2 separate regions of the Mus musculus genome follow, and region 2 is linked to region 1. A link is a loop called in an ENCODE intact Hi-C map of the cell type or tissue named here. Cell type or tissue: heart. All regions are shown on one strand. Each heading gives the region's core, and the rest is flanking DNA. Links, peaks and the distances in the headings are about the cores only.

Evidence for each region. Hi-C counts contacts between places; a loop is a spot of excess contacts. Peaks named below come from ENCODE experiments on the same cell type or tissue, not always from the same donor. Only the 100,000 strongest peaks of a DNase experiment are listed, where the experiment ranks them.
Region 2: it touches region 1 in a loop (4-fold over the local background); 5 of 42 quality-filtered maps call a loop at or near these places.

What each region holds. Positions count from the first base shown.
Region 1 is chr5:147,398,912-147,407,250 of GRCm38, forward strand. Flt3 (FMS-like tyrosine kinase 3) reads right to left here and starts at 1,578. Exons shown (of 24, transcript NM_010229.2): 1 at 1,309-1,578. The coding sequence starts at 1,354. Gm26597 (predicted gene, 26597) reads left to right here and starts at 643. Exons shown (of 2, transcript NR_165432.1): 1 at 643-988; 2 at 1,876-3,008. In heart, for the core only: a CTCF peak has its summit at 3,789 (motif pointing right); no DNase peak of the experiment used is centred there; H3K4me3 peaks cover 1,480 bases; H3K27ac peaks cover 449 bases; H3K27me3 peaks cover 3,613 bases.
Region 2 is chr5:147,941,161-147,949,499 of GRCm38, forward strand. No RefSeq gene overlaps it. Among named protein-coding and RNA genes, the nearest start is that of Mtus2, 12 kb to the right of the region's middle. In heart, for the core only: a CTCF peak has its summit at 4,314 (motif pointing left); no DNase peak of the experiment used is centred there.

The DNA.
Region 1 (8,339 bases), core at 17-8,016:
TATAACAACTGGGGAGTGGACACAGAAGATTTTGCACATGTGTTGCGCTTTGAATCTGGAGAGGGACTAAGACATTTCCTACGAAGGAGTTCAGTGCGGTTTGAGCATGGCTGCAAGTCCTACTCTGATTCTGAGTTACTTCCCTAGAACCCTTTAGCCCTTTAGAAAAATCATCTCTGCTATGGGAAAGTCACTAATCTAATCTCATACACAGCCAAAGCTAACCATTTTGCATTAATAGAGCCTGAAAAGAAAAGCACGCCACGCCATGCGTTTGAGATGTCCCTGTGCATCAACTCGCTTAAGAAAGGTACAGCGTTCTCCCCATCCTTTTCCTTTATAGCCTACATTTTTTAATTTTATCATCTTTTTTTTTAAAGTAATTGGAAACCGTTTCTGCTCATTTAATGTTGCAAAATGTTTTCTCTATTTGTCACGGAAGGTTCAAGCCAGAATCCTAAATGTTGGAAATGAAGGGGAAATAGGCCACTGGGCAGACTGAGGCCAAGCCAGGAGTGCCTCAGAAGGCTGCAAAACTAGGGCAGGGCCTGATCTCCCCCCACCCCCACCCCCGACTTCTAGAACTGTCTCCAACTCCAACTCAATCCAACCCCCTTGTCTTCCCAAACAGAAAGCTGACGCGAGACCGATTAGAACTGGGCAGAATGGGGACTTTCCCCCCTATAGTTAGTTACTATTTTCAATCACAGCTATGCTTCTACCCGAACAGGCAACTTGGGAGAGTAGTCCTAGGAGTCCTTGAAAGTGTCACTAGGGTTTAATCCTAAAATAAGAAAAGTATGGAGAGGGGAAGGGTAGCTAGTTTTTAAATTTATAAATCTGTTTTGCATAGTATTTCCAAAGTAACTAGCCACTGAGTGAAGCGAAAATTGGTACAGGTGGGGGTCGTTAGCAGGGATGACCGCTCTAGCAGAGGATGCTCGCAGTTTTCCCATTAGTTTGCTCTGTCAGCCTACATCTCAAAGAGGTGAGAACGCACCGGCTCGAGAATCTATAGTACCCAGAGGTCGGGTCAGGGAGTCTCGGGCCACCTGCGCTGCTGAAGAAGACTCTCAGAGGCTGACGGAGCATCCAAGCCCAAGCCCAGGCGCGGTGGCCTGGGGACTGAGCTGCAGAGGAGCGCTGCGGAGGAGGGTGAGGGCAGGGGTGGGCAAACCAAAGCCAAGTTCACCGCTTGAAAGGGGGGACGTGAAAGAGGGGAGTGATGCGGCGGCGAGGGGAGCGCGCGGTGGGTATGAGGGAGTGATGCGCGCTCGGCCGGGGTGCAGAGGGGGTGAGGGGCCTTACCAAGCAGCAGCAGCCGCCGGTCGCTGCGCTGCGCCAACGCCCGCATGGCCTCCGGAGCGCGCGGTAGCCAGGCCGCCGGCCCAGCCTGTGATGCGGTCCCAGCGGCGCGCCCCGGGCTGCAGGTGGCTCGCTGAAGGATGCGCGTCACTGACCACAGATTCCCTCGGACTGGTGCAGAGCAGAGGGGGAGGAACCTCTCTCCAGAGGCCGCGGCCGCTCGCTGCTAGGCGGGCTGAACTGGCGCAGTGCTGCAGCCGATCCCACGTGCCCGCCGTGGTCCCCAGCCTGCGCTCCTGGCACCGGGACTGCGGCAGGGGAGACTGGGTGCGGTTCGGCTGGGGAAGTTGCCTGGACTCCGTGGTTGAGTCCCCGGACCTCTGCTTTAAACTCCTAAGGGTGAGAAGAGTGGTGACACACAGACCTCCTTCTTCATGCGCGGGGATCTTTGATGTCCCGTGATGGGCACTGAATCGGTGCCATACACTGGTAACCCCGTGAGTTTTATTCCACATCTGGTAGATCTGCATTGTGGACTGATTTTCTTTGTCTCCCTGTCCTTTCTTATAGGATGTCCAAGATTCCCATCCACCTCCGACCCAGAAAAGCAGACGCGGTTTCAAGGTCAATAAATTAGAGAGGTTAAACAGACACCCAAACAAATTAGACCGTGCACCTCAAAGGATGTTTGGAGTTGTCACCTCCTAGTTCTGGCTTTTAGTCTCATAGTGTCTCTAGGTAACAATTATTTCCCGTGCATCAAGCTGAATATTGAAAGCACAGGATAGCAGCCCTGGCTTCCCCATGAAGGAACCCTCCTGAGCCATTTGTCCTCTGTGTCCTAGTTCTCTCCCCATAATGACGTCAGTAATATCGCTCCATCACAGCAGTCCTCCGCTCCTCATTCTTTTCATCGTTTTTCTCTTCAGGCATGACCCCTGAGAGCATACAAGCACACTAACAACACTGTTTCTCCTCCACTCAGTCCACAGCACTATCAGCCTTCCCGCTAGGGGAAACTTCAAAGTGACGTCCTCCGGGCAGCCACTGTGGAAAATGACATGGGCTTGGTGCTTTAGGCATTTTAAGGTCAGGTGCCCGACGCATGGATTCCACTTCTGGAATTGCAACAGGAGCATGAAGAAACATTCCAACATTCCTGCACACCACAGTGAGACTGTCCACTGATCAGCGGCCAGACGGAGAAATATACATATGTAAAGCAGCACATTTCATCTTTAATAGGGAGGGCAATTCCCACACAGCTACCTCTCCAGCCTATTCATGGATCTTTTTTTTTTTTTAATCATCTGATAGCTTTGTGGGGCTAGAGATGTAGCTCACCGGTAGATTGCTAGCTTAGCTCTTGCAAGGCCCGGGGTTATATCATCAGCAAGAAAAAAAGTAAAAGAAAAAGAAGAAGAAAAAGAAAAAGGGAAAGAAAAAGAAACACAGACCCAAAACCTTCCAGGTGTGGAGAGTTCACTCTCCGAGACATGTGGTGCTCAGGCTGCTGAGATGTGTATCTGTGGTTATCGGTTATTCATCTGGAACCAGAAGACAAAGCTTAGGTCCAGCCCATCCCAGGACAGTTCTCAGAGGCCAGCCTTCACTTGGGAGATCACTTCTTCAAACCAGGTTTTTGTTTGCTTAGTTTGCTTTTAGGCTTTCCCCTTTAATAAAATGGAAAGAGAAGACACCAACGCTAAGATCTTCCAGTCCTGGTACATTTGCAATTACAATAATTGACTTAAAAAAATTTCTAGAGCTGGGTTTGTTGCTATACACCCATAATGCCATGAGGCGGAGGCAGGTAGAGCATTAGTCAGCCTGGGCTACATAGCAAGACCCTATCTTAAAAAAAAGGGCCGGGCGTGGTGGCGCACACCTTTAATCCCAGCACTGGGGAGGCAGAGGCAGGCGGATTTCTGAGTTCAAGGCCAGCCTGGTCTACAAAGTGAGCTCCAGGACAGCGAAAGCTATGCAGAGAAACCCTGTCTCGAAAAACCAAAAAAAAAAAAAAAAAAAAAAAAAGGAAAGTGGAAGTAGGGAGATGGCTGAGTCAGTAAAGAGCTTGCCATACAACCATGAGGACCCCAGAACCCAGAGCACTCTTACTACTGAGCTACACCCCCAGCTCCGATAGAATCTCTTATAAGCATCACTATGAATAAAGAAGTCAGTGGCCAATGAGCTGGAGCAGGAAATAGGAGGTGGGACATCTGGGAGAAAAAGAGAGAATTCTGGGAAAGAGTTAGCCACAGGAGATTTGCCCGGAAAGCAGCCACATAGCTGAACTAATATAGAATAAGAGAGATAATTGGGTTATGAGCTAGTTGGAGAACAAGCCAAAGCTTATGGCCTAAGTATGTATTAATAATTACCCTCAGAGTCGTTATTACAGGGAACAAAGTGGTGTGGGAGAAAAAGCCCGAAGTTACAAACTCCCATTTGTTATTGAATCGGGATCTACCCTCGGAGGCCAGAAGGGGGCACTGGATCTCTTGGAACTGGAGTTATAGGCAGTTGGAACTTAACCTGAGCCAAGAAGCAGTAAGTGTTCTTTAAAAAGGAGCCATGTCGCTGGGCAGTGGTGGCACATGCCTTTAATCCCAGCACCTGGGAGTCAGAGGCAGGTGGATTTCTGAGTTCAAGGACAGCCTGGTCTACAGAGTGAGTTCCAGGACAGCCAGAGCTACACAGAGAAACCCTGTCTCGAAAAACAAACAAAAAACAAAAAAAAAGAGGGGGGGGGGGTGGCATGTCTCCATTCAGTCCCTGGAACCAATGTGAAAAAAACCAGGCATGGTGTTGAATACTTGTTTTGTTGTTGTTGTTGTTTATTTAAGATTTTATTTATTTTATGCATATGAGTACAATATTGCTGTCTTCAGACACACCAGGAGAGGGCATCGGATCCCCACTACAGATGGTTGTGAGCCATCATGTGGTTGCTGGGATTTGAACTCATGACCTCTGGAAGAGTAGTAGGTGCTCTTAACTGCTGAGCCATCTCTCCAGCCAGAATACTTGTAATCCCAGAGCTGAGAAGGCTGAAATTAAGATTCCCCACAGGGCCCTCATGGAATGCCAGCCTGGCCTCCTGGGTGAGGCCCCTGCCAGTGAGAGATCCTGACTCAAAAAAACAAGATGAGAGATAGGGAAGTAGCACAGTGGGTTAAGAGTGGTTGGTGCATAAGCCTGGGGACCTGAGTTCAAGTCCTCAGCACCCACATGTAAAGTCAGGCAAGGCGATAGTGTGCAAGAGTGTTTATACCCTCAATGCTGTATAGGGACAGGAGGTATAGAGACAGTAGGGTTGCTGGGGCTTGATGGTCACCATCCTAGCCCTGGGCTCAGTGAGAGGCACGGGAGTATATATCCATATACACCTATGTATGCACTCTATATGTGTACCACACATACACACACACACACACACACATACACACACACACCAAATAAATGCTTTTTAAAAAGAAAGTAAAATAAAAAAATAAAGGTAATCCACAGAATGGAAGAAAAAAAAAGAATACTGGGCTGGGGATATAATTCAATTGGTAAAGCTGGGCTTATTAAGCCCAGAACCACACAAACAGGGGGTGGTGGTATATGCTTGTACCAGGGTGGTGGTATACGCTTGTACCAGGGTGGTGGTATACGCTTGTACCAGGGTGGTGGTATACGCTTGTACCAGGGTGGTGGTATACGCTTGTACCAGGGTGGTGGTATACGCTTGTACCAGGGTGGTGGTATACGCTTGTACCAGGGTGGTGGTATACGCTTGTACCAGGGTGGTGGTATACGCTTGTACCAGGGTGGTGGTATATATACGCTTGTACCAGGGTGGTGGTATACGCTTGTACCAGGGTGGTGGTATACGCTTGTACCAGGGTGGTGGTATATATACGCTTGTACCAGGGTGGTGGTATACGCTTGTACCAGGGTGGTGGTATACGCTTGTACCAGGGTGGTGGTATACGCTTGTACCAGGGTGGTGGTATACGCTTGTACCAGGGTGGTGGTATACGCTTGTACCAGGGTGGTGGTATACGCTTGTACCAGGGTGGTGGTATACGCTTGTACCAGGGTGGTGGTATACGCTTGTACCAGGGTGGTGGTATATGCTTGTACCAGGGTGGTGGTATATGCTTGTACCAGCACCTAGGAGGCAGAAGCAAGGGGATCAGAAATTCCAGGTCACTCTCAGCTACACAGCAAGCTGAAAGCTAGGTTGGGTTACATTTGATCATATTTTAATAGACAGACAGACAGATAGACAGAGTGCCAGCTAGTTTTGTGTGTCAACTTGACCACAAACTAGAATCATCAGAGAGGAAGAAGCCTCTATTGAAGAAAATGTTTCCATAAGATCTGGCTGTAGGGCATTTTCTTAATTAGTGATCAATGTGGAAAGGCTCAGCCCCTTGTGGGTGGTGCCATCCCTGGGCTGGTAGTCTTGGGTTCTATAAGAGAGCAGGCTGAGCAAGCCATGGGGAGCAAGCCAGTAAGCAGCATCCCTCCATGGCCTTTGCATCAGCTCCTGCCTCCAGGTTCCTGCCCTGCTTGAGTTCCTGCACTCACTGCTTCTGATGATGAATGGTGGGAGACTGAACCCTTTCCTGCCTAGGTTGCTTTGGTCACAGTGTTTCATCACAGCAATAGTAATCCTGACTGAGACAGACAGATGACAGACAGAGAAGCGTGGTTCCCAGAGCCACATCTAGGGGATCTGATCCACTTCTGGCCTCCACTGGCACCAGGCACCATCACACATGTATGTACATAAACACACATACACACACACACAGAAAGAGAGGGAGACAGATAGACACATATACATAAATATAAATATTTTTTTAAAACCAAACAAAATCCCCCATAACAACAACAACAGCAAAAGGTGGATGGCACCTGAGGAGCGACACTCGACGCTGACCTCTGGCCTCAACACAGCAGCTCATGCACCTACACGCCTAAACGTACCTGCACTCGTGGGAACACACACACACACAGCTCCTTGCAAAGAAACACATCTTGGGATTTTTCACACTGTGATTGTACACGGGCAGTGCTAATCTTCCTGTACAGATGTGACTTTAGTATATGTGCTGCTGAGGCAAGTTCCAAGCGCTATGTATTTCTTAAAGGTCTTATTTTTAAGTGTGTGTGCATGTGCGTGTGTGTGTGTGTGCGCGCGCGTGTGTGTGTGTGTGTGTGCGTGTGTGTGTGTGTGTGCGCGTGTGTGTGTGTGTGTGCGTGTGTGTGTGTGTGCATGTGCGTGTGTGTGTGTGTGTGTGTGTGCGCATGTGCGTGTGCGTGTGTGTGTGTGTGTGTGCGTGTGCGTGTGTGTGTGTGCGCGCGCACGCGTGTGTGTGTGTGTGTGTGTGCATGTGCGTCTGTGTGTGTGCGTGTGTGTGTGTGTGTGTGCATGTGTGTGTGTGCGTGTGTTTATGTGCATGTGTGTGTGCAGGTATATAGGTATGTACCCATATGAGTGCCAGTTTCTGAGGAGACCATAAGAGGGCACTGGGTCCCATGGAGACAGAGTTACAGGTAGTCTGGGAACCAGATTCAGGTCTATTGCAAGAGAAATTCTCCCTTGTAACCATGAGGCCACCTCTCCAGTTTGTATGTTAGATTAGTATTATTATTACTATTATTATCATCATCATTATTATTATTATTTAAAATCTGGGACATGATATAACTTTATGGTCAAACCTCCCCTTTAAACTCCTTTTATACATCTTTTCCTTTCCTGACTTGGCATGTTGCTACCCCATCTACTGGCTCCATTTCTCAGCACCTGTCTGCTCCAGATCCTATCATGATGCTGTACAGTACACCGTCCCCACCCTCTACCCTCAAAGAACTCAGCTGCCCTTGCTGTAGACCGCTCCTGCATCACATCGGCCCATCCATTTCCACCCTGGGCCTGGCGAGCGTCCTCTCTGAGATGACCTGTGCACTGCCTGTATCTTAATTCAAGTTTCATTAGATCTGTGTGATTAGCCTGGAAGGTGAACTCCGGGAGATGTTTACAGGAAGGAGAGGGGAGAATGTGATTTGACAGAGGGTGACTACTTTGGGATGCCCCATGGGACTCATCGGAGGAGTCAGACTCACAGTGAGAGAGGAAGTAAGGTAAGTGAAGCAAGGCAGATTGATTTCACAGGGCACTTTGATTTGAAAGGGGAATTGGGAGAAACTGAGGCAGCACACATTTCAAGTCATGGGAAAGAAAGAAAGAATACTTACAACCATTGTCCATACATGGCAAAGATTCCACTGTTGAGCAGCGACTTGCCACCTCTGAACAAAACCAGGCTGCAGTGAGCTTCAGAGGGCTGTTTTTTTTTCCACCATTGCTCTTAGCTCCTCCTCCTCCCTGATCCTAACAATTGTAGCATTTATAGCAAACATAACAATTTCATTCAGAAATTATATATGTATATGCATGTAAACATTTATGATACTATATTTAATATTTTATATATTAACCCTTAATACATAGATCATGTAATATGCATAGTGTATATGACACACCAGATCACATCGCTGAATTTATGACTGACATCAAAAAACCATTCTGTTCACTGAAGACTTTCTCTGCTTCAATCAATGCCCAGTGACTTTCTTCTACCTTCTAAAGGCCCTGCCACCTCCCAATAGCACCATTACCTGGGGACCAGGCCTCTGTAGCACGTGAGCCAAACTGCAATGGGTGTTTTGAGTTTTGTTTTGAGACAAGGTTTTGCTACATAGCCCAAGCTGACTTTGAACTTGCAGCAACCCTCCTGCCTCAGACTCTTGAATGCTGGAATTATAGGCATTGGCCACCATTCCCTGTTCCCTCCCTCCCTTCATAGACTATAATGGTTTCCAGTTTTGGCTAAAGCTCCATACGTGTCTTCCTTAATTTGTGAGTATATAGATTGATGACACAAGCTATGGAGTGCTGCTTAGCAGATTACCTTAAACGTTAGTAACCTGAAACAACCTTTTTTTTTTTTTTTTAATCTCCTGCTTTC
Region 2 (8,339 bases), core at 48-8,047, 540 kb after region 1:
TGGTTTAAAATATGGGTACTTAAAGGAGACCTGCATAATACAACACCAGTCGATGTGCCAGCGTGGGTGGGGGAAATTTCACAAGCCCCACCTCTAGACAAAGAGTGACAGGTAATCAATGGCTTCTGAGAGAGGAGAATCAGTCTTTTTCCAGGAATGAGACCCCTGATAGGTTACCCAATCCCAAGTTAGCCTGGAACACATATGAGCAACACTATGAAGTGGAAACTTGAGGGTTCTTTGGAGAGTCAGTTGTGTTCTATGGTGTTTTGCTGGGGTAAACACGTGAAGGAGTGTTTTCCTGAAGTGGACACAGGTAAGGCAGACTCCTGAAGGAACATTCGGCTGAAGCAGACACAGGAGAGAGGACGGTCTGCTAAAGCCAGCACGTGAAAGGCACGTGATGAGGGATTCTTTGCTAACCCCATGCTTGTATTGGTTCGCCTTACATTGCCGAGTTGAGCTCCATTGGTTGGGACTTTGAGGACTCAGGTTGATTTGATGCATGTGCTGAGGCATCTCTCCAGCCCCAGGCAGAACCTTTTCATTTTAAAGATTAAGAATTGGGCTGGTGAGGATGGCTCAGTGGGTAAGAGCACCCGACTGCTCTTCCGAAGGTCCGAAGTTCAAATCCCAGCAACCACATGGTGGCTCACAACCATCCGTAATGAGATCTGACTCCCTCTTCTGGAGTGTCTGAAGATAGCTACAGTGTACTTACATATAATAAAAATAAATAAATCTTTAAAAAAAAAAAAAAAGAAAAGAAATGACGAGATGGCTCAGCAGTTAAGAGCACTGACTGCTCTTCCAGAGGTCCTGAGTTCAATTCCCAGCAACCACCTGGTGGCTCACAACCATCTGTCTGAAGATAACTACAGTGTACTGACGTACATAAAATAAATAAATAAACATTAAAAAAAGAAAGAAAGAAAGAAGAAATGACAAACTGGTGGCTGCCATGCAGGGGAAGGAGCTGTTACATGTTGTCTAGCCCCACTGTAATGTCTAATCTTTGTGGCTTTTGTAACATACTAGGGTCATGACACAGTGACAGCTATTGTCAACTAGGAAACATGATAATTATCTAAAGGTTATCTTTGTTGTCTAGGTTACTACTTCCAGCTACTTAGGGTCAGGGCTTTTTAAAAAAAGTCACTCTGATGAAACAGGTGCAGAAGGACTCAGTGATAAAAACATAAGCTTTTTATGTCAAGACGCAATCCCCGTTTGTAGTTTAATTAGGAAGACACAAATTGAAGGTATGCAGAGTGTGGTCTCCCACTGAACATGACTGATCACCGTACTGGAGATCCCAGAGAAATGCAGATGCGCCTCATTGGCTGCAGTAGATGGGCTGGAACTAGAGAGATCAATGATAACTTAGGCAGCGGGTTCTTAGACCCACCACGTCGTCAGTCTATTGTGGTGTTCCACAGTTCGCATCCACAGCCGCGGTCTGTTTTCACATTCCACTTGCAACTGCTGGGGGCCCAGCTCCTACTTGGACTGATTAAGGAAACAACCAACCAACCAACCAACCAACCAACCAACCAACCCAAACCAGACCAAACCAACCAATCAACCAACCCCTGGTCCTCAATGGCAACTGAACTCTGCAAACAAGCAGAGTCAATTACAAAGTGCTGGGGTAGAAAGTCCCAACCACAACCCCCTATCCCCCACCCCAGCCCCCACCCCACCACCACACCCCTCCACCCCACCCCTGTAAAATGATGCAGCTCAGGTAGCAGCAGGGAGTGATCTCCACAAAGTGCAGAGAGAGCAAGCATCTGAGATTCTGCTCTTTCAGACTTCTTGTTTTGTTTTGCCACCGCACACTGTGTGACTTTAAGATGTTTTATTTTACCAGTAGAAAGTGTGACCCACTCACTCTGAGAAGGGACCTGCACACAGCGAGGTGCTCCCTCCCGGACCCAGGATTAAGCACAAACCACACCCAAACACCTATTTTCACAGCGGGGTTGGGAGAAGAAAAGTAAAGTGGCCAATTTCTGACTTAGGCAGAAAATAGCAACAAATGACCTTGAATGGGGTTTTAAGAGGGAAGAGGGGAAGGTGTGTGTTAGAGTTAGACAGGGCTAGGCTAGGATTCGTGCTATGTTCTGTTAATTAGGGCAGCTAATGGGGACTTTTGATTGCTGGACTTCAATACTTTGATAGCTGGACCGTAGGAATGGGTCTGGCATAAGGAAGTGTCCAAATAAAGGAACAGACCTTGGTGGCTATCGCGAGGAATGTAATCTGTGGTTTACAAGGGAGAGGGAAGAGGGGAACGTAAGGTTTGCCAGCACCGTGAACGAACGCCATGCCTGGGGCCGCTAGAGCGCTCACTCTTCACTGGTGGTGCAGAAGTATCGCAGATTAGGGGCTGGGGGAGTTTGAAAATGGTATGTGAAGTTGCAATGGCTCATTTTGCTTGTTTGACTTTGTTTTTGAGACAGGGTCTTACTGTGTAGCTCTGATAAGTCTGGCGCTTGTTACATAGACCAAGCTGGCCTTGCACTCATAGATTTATCTGCCTCTGCCTACTGAGCGCTGCACGAACACACCCCTGGCTCTTTTAAAACTGATTTTTAAAAAAAATTCTCTAAAGATCCCCCCGCCCCGTTCTATACCAGTTTCAATTCCAAACAAACAAACAAACAACCCCAAACTAAACAAACAAACAAACAAACAAAAAACCAAACAAGCACTAACTAAGCAAAAACAACAACAAAAGATTTCCCGGATTTGAGGCTGCACCCACTACCCAGTTTTCAAGCTTTTTATCACTCTGGGACTGAAGCATCATCCTTTTGCTACCTGCCCTGCCTGGAACCCATGAGATTGTACTGTTGTCTCCATTGCCTGGCTTCTCTTAACTAAACAGCCAGTGTTTCAGAACTGTGTCGACAGACGTCTGTCCATCAATCCAGTCCGCTTGTGACTCTTCCTAGGGCTGGATGCACCGCCGTTGAGCGTTTTCAAGAACGTTCACGGAAGGTCCGCAGGAAACCAAGCATGGTTTTCTTCAAGGTGTCCCGAGGTATGACGGCTCAGGGATGCAGAGACCCACGGGAGCGGCCTGTCGCTGTTCTCTAGAACAGATGTGTATCTGAATAGAGAGAACACATTTTCCATACTAGCTCCACCAGCTCCCACAAGGTCATCTCCGCCATGCATGTCAGCATACCAATTAAAGGGGCGAGGAGTGACAAAGAAAAGTATTTATTCAGCGCACCCAAGGTGGGCGGTGTAATACACAAAAGAGTTCAGTGGATACCCCCCCGCCTCCTAGTCTGACTTGGGGCTCTGACTTGAACTTTAGGTTTAAATAGAGGGGAAATTGGGGCAAGGAGCAAGGGACTTGCAAAATTAGGCTGTACTCACTAGAGTGTAATTCCAACCAACGACGCCTCAAGGCTAGTCCTGTAAGGACCTGCTTCCTTCTTCGCTTATGAATAATTCATCCTACCTTCCAGTAAGGTTTGCTTGGCATAGCTATATAAACATCCCATGGTGTGAGTCTTCCTTGAGAGGACCCTCACCCCCAACTCCTTTCTTTGCCTAGTGTATTCCTTCCTCTGTTTCCTCTAAATTCTTTCTTTAATGGAGATTAAGAACCCAGAGGTACCTTGCAGAGGTTACAAACTGGTCTGTTTGAGAAATCCCCAGCCTTTGCCTATGGGTAGCACCATAGCATCCCCGAACTCCAGGATCTAGGAAGCTTGCAGAAATCAGCACACTACAGACTTAGGAGCTCTGAGAGGCTGGCACTGGGCAGGCTTACAGAGTGCAAGGGCTCCAGGGCCGTTCATGCTCTCTTTGTTCTCTCACTGGGTCTCACTTGGGCTGTAAGGCCAGCATCTTGAAATTCTTTATACCTTGATGGCTGCATTTGCATTCTGTGAGGGAGGTCCTATGGGAGGATGGTGGCTGAGCACAGAGCTTGGAACCTCGTACTGTCAGGCTACCCCCCCAAGGTTAAGTCTGGGTCACCTGATGCTGTTCTGTATCTAAGGGGGTGGCTGGGGTGATGGGAAGGCCAGTAGGGCAGGACTGGCATTCTGTATACTGATCATGTCCAGAGACACCCTTCCTCCCAATGCACCTCAAGGGTCTGAAATGCAGACAGCATTCCAGTATCCCTGTGCCAGAATGCGTGTGACATGAGCTAGCAGTAAAAGTGCACCAGGTGCGGAGAGGCTGCACAAGAAAGGAATATGTGGGTTTTGTTTGTTTGGGGATGGGATTTGCACTTTGTGACCACAGCTTTCTGCCGTGTAACAGCGTTGTCCTGTAGGCTGATTGCCCTCTGCTGGGCAGACTGGATATTAACTCTGAAGTAAATAGTTATGTCAAGAATTTAAAAATCCATTGGGGGCATGATGGTGCACTCCTTTAGTCTCTGAACTTGGGAGGCTGAGGCAGGTGGATATCTGAGTTGGAGACCAGCCTGGTCTACATAGCAAGTTCCAGGAGAGTCAGGACTACATAGTGAGACTTGTTTAAAAAAAAAAGAAAAAGGAAAAGAAAAACAAAACAAAAAGAATTTCAAGCCCCCATCTGAGAACATGATTTATGCACACACAGAGTTTCTTCTTCAGGACTGCCGAAGTCTGGGAAATTTTTCCATGATGATTGGAAGTCATAAATAATTTATAATTTACTCTTTACATTGCTGCTTCTATAGTAGCCTGATTTTGGGGTAGTAGTGCATTAAAATCGGGTGGGGTGGGGTGGAAAAAAAAGAAAGAAGCCGGGTGTGGTGGCACACGCCTTTAATCCCAGCACTTGGGAGGCAGAGGCAGGCAGATTTCTGAGTTCGAGGCCAGCCTGGTCTACAAAGTGAGTTCCAGGACAGCCAGGGTATACAGAGAAACCCTGTCTCAAAAAACAAAAACAAACAAACAAAAAAATTGGGTGGAGGGGATGCCATTGAAATTAGCAGAGTTTTGTTCTCTTACCCCATTGTGTGTGTGTCTGTATGTGTGTGTGCATGTGTGTGTGGGGTGAATATGGTGTGTGTGTGTATGTATAAGTGTACATTTGTGTGCAGGGTGAGTATATGTGGTGTGTGTGCATTTGTGTGTGAGGTGTGTGTATGTATGTGTATTTGTGTGTGGGGGGAGTGTATGTGGTATGTGTATGTGTGAGCATATTTTTGTGTGGAGTGAGTATATGTGGTGTGTGTATGTATGTGTGTGTATTTGTGTGTGGGGGGATGTATGTGGTGTGTGTGTATGTGTGTGCATTTGTGTGTGGGGTGAGTGTATGTGATGTGTATGTATGTGGGGTGAGTGTATGTGGCTGTGTGTTGCATATACATGATAGTCTCACTGGTGATTCATAAATGAAAGGTGAAATATGAGATTCCATTATATATACACATAAGTAGTGTTAACTGTACAATTCAAGTCTTTGTCTACACCATCTGTATGCCAAGCACGGTGGTATGGACTTATGTCTGATCTCTCTCTCTCTCTCTTGATTTCAACTTGCCATAAAAGTAGACATTCATAATAAGAGAGAATCTCAACTGAGGCACTGTCTTCATCAGACTGGCCTACAGACATACCTGTGGGCATGTTATCCTGATTGCTGTCGATGAGGAAGGGCCTTGCCCTCTGTGGGCGGTGCCCTCCCTGGGCTGGTGGTCCTGGGTTGTGTAAGGAAGCAAGCTGAGCAAGCCAGAGGAGCAACGGGGGCTTCTGCTTCAGTTCCTGCATCCAGATTCCTGCCTTGGCTTCCCTCAGTAATGGAGTGTAACCTAGACTTGACTAGTAACCCTTTCCTTCCCAAGTTGCTTTGGGTCATGGTGTTTATTACAGTACCAGAAAGCAAACCAGGACGACAATATGCTACAGCTGCTGGAGTAACAGAACTGTAGAAGCTTTGATTGCTCACGTATACTGCTCATGTCCTAAACTGTTCCGGATAGAGAACCTCACCGGAAAGAGAAAGCTCACCGATTAGGTGGCTCAGGTTAACATCATAAGATCAGCCTTACTGCCAGCTGATTGACAACCCACCAACATGCACTGGCCTTCTCCTGTGTGCTGAGGGCCAGGAGGCTGCTGACCAACTAGAATTAAATGAAGTGTGTCCTCAGCCGAACAGGGTGAAGGAACATGTAAGCAAATACGCACCGGGGTGTAAGTCCTATAGCTGTACTGCTGTGCGCTCTCCCAGCAAATTGCACCCCAGGAGCATCAGGGAAGGGTCTGCCAAAGGATACAAGGCACCCCATCTGTGCCAACAGACCTTCAGCATGGGAGAGCACAGAGTCTTTCTAATCTTTAAGACAAGTGTGTGTGCATACATGTGCGTGTGCGTGTTCACATGGGCACTCATGTGTACGACCGTGGGTGCAGGTGCCTGCAGGGACCAGAGGTATTAGATTCCCTGGAGCTGAAGTTACAGGACGCTGTGAGCTACCTGAGGTGGATTCTAAGGAGCAAACCCAAGTCTTCCGGAAGAGTAGTGCATGTTCCTAATAAGCAAGCCAACCCTCCAACTCCTAGTCTTTTTGTTTTTTTGTAGAAGATTTAAAAAAAATATGTATTTAAAAAAAATTTTCTATATGTGAGTGTTTACCTACATGTATGTACACCACACATATGTAGTATCCTTGGAGGACAGAAGAGGGCATCAGAGTCTCTGGATCTACAGTTTTAAGTGGCTGTGAGACCCGGGTCCTCTGAGAGAGCAGTAACCACTCTTAACTGCTGAACCATATCTCCAGACCCTAGTTTTTATTCACTATTATGATTGTGATTATTATTATTATTGTCTTTTTTTCAAAACAGTGTTTCTCTGTGTACCGCTGGCTGTTCCGGAACTCTGTAGACCAAGATGGCCTCTGCCTTACAAGTGCTGGGATTAAAGGTGTGTACCACCATGCTCGGCTCTCATTATTATTTGTGGTTTTTTGCTACAGGGTTTCTCTGTGTAGCCCTGGCTGTCCTAGACTTGCTTTGTAGACCAGGCTGGCCTAGAACTCACCTGCTTCTGCCTTCTGAATGCTTGGATCAAAGGTGTGTATTACCATGCCCAGCCTTTCATTATTATTTTTAATGTCCAGATCAAATGCAGAGCCTTGACCATCCTAGGAAATCACTTTACCATTGAGCAATTGAAGTATATCCTCAGCTACTTGGTTGCACAGAGCACGGGATTTCAAGATCAAACAGAAATTGGTAATTTTTTTTAAAGCTACGTTCTTTTGACTCATCAAGAAGACCAATGTGGATTATTAGAAGGCTCTGTTAAATTTAAATTCACTAGAGGAACTGGACAGAAAGGAACACTTAATTTCAGCTTGGTTAAACACAACGTAATTGCAGTAGTGAAATCATTATGCTAATTTAATTAAAGATGTAAAGAGAAAAGCAAACATGTTAGATAAAATGGTACCTACCTACTTAAGCTTAATGAGTTTTCAACTTGAGCATTTTTTTTCCTCAAACTGGAAATAGAATTAGAGTTCTCATCTATATCACATCAAATGGTTAAACCTACCATTTTTTTTTATTCCAGACAGATTACAGAATTACACATCTTAAAAGTTTTAGAGAAAAAGAAGAAGAAATTGATTAGTCGTGAAATCTCAGGATAAGAAAGGATTTTTGTTTTTTAAGTTCAAAAATATAATGGTGACCGAAAAAATTAGGCAACTTTAATTCATAAAATGAACATCTAATTATGTAAAATTTAAGAAACCATTGAAATACAAGGTAAAGTATAGCTTGGGAACTAGTTACAACAACATGCTAATTAAGAAATTTTTTAAGCCGGGCAGTGGTGGCGCATGCCTTTAATCCTAGCACTTGGGAGGCAGAGCCAGGAGGGTTTCTGAGTTTGAGGCCAGCCTGGTCTGCAGAGAGAGTTCCAGGACAGCCAGAGCTACACAGAGAAACCCTGTCACAAAAAAACAACAAAACAAAACAAAACAAAACAAAACCCCAACCCCCTCCCCCCCAAGGAAACTTTTAAAACACATTTAAAACTTATCTATCTATCTATCTATCTATCTATCTATCTATCTATCTATCTATCTATCTATCTATCTATTATGTGCATGTGTGTTTTACCCACAGGTATCTTATGCGCACTGTATGCTTGTATCACCCATGGAGGCCAGAAGAGGGCGTCAGATCCCCTGGAACTGGAGTTACAGATGATTGTGAGCTACCATGTGGGTGCTGGGAACTGAACTCAGGTCCTCTGTAAGAGCAGTCAATGCTCTTAACCATTGAACCAGCCCCTATCATAATGCCCTAATATTTTTCTCAGTGTTCACTGACCTCAAGAGAAATAATTTTCATATCTATGTA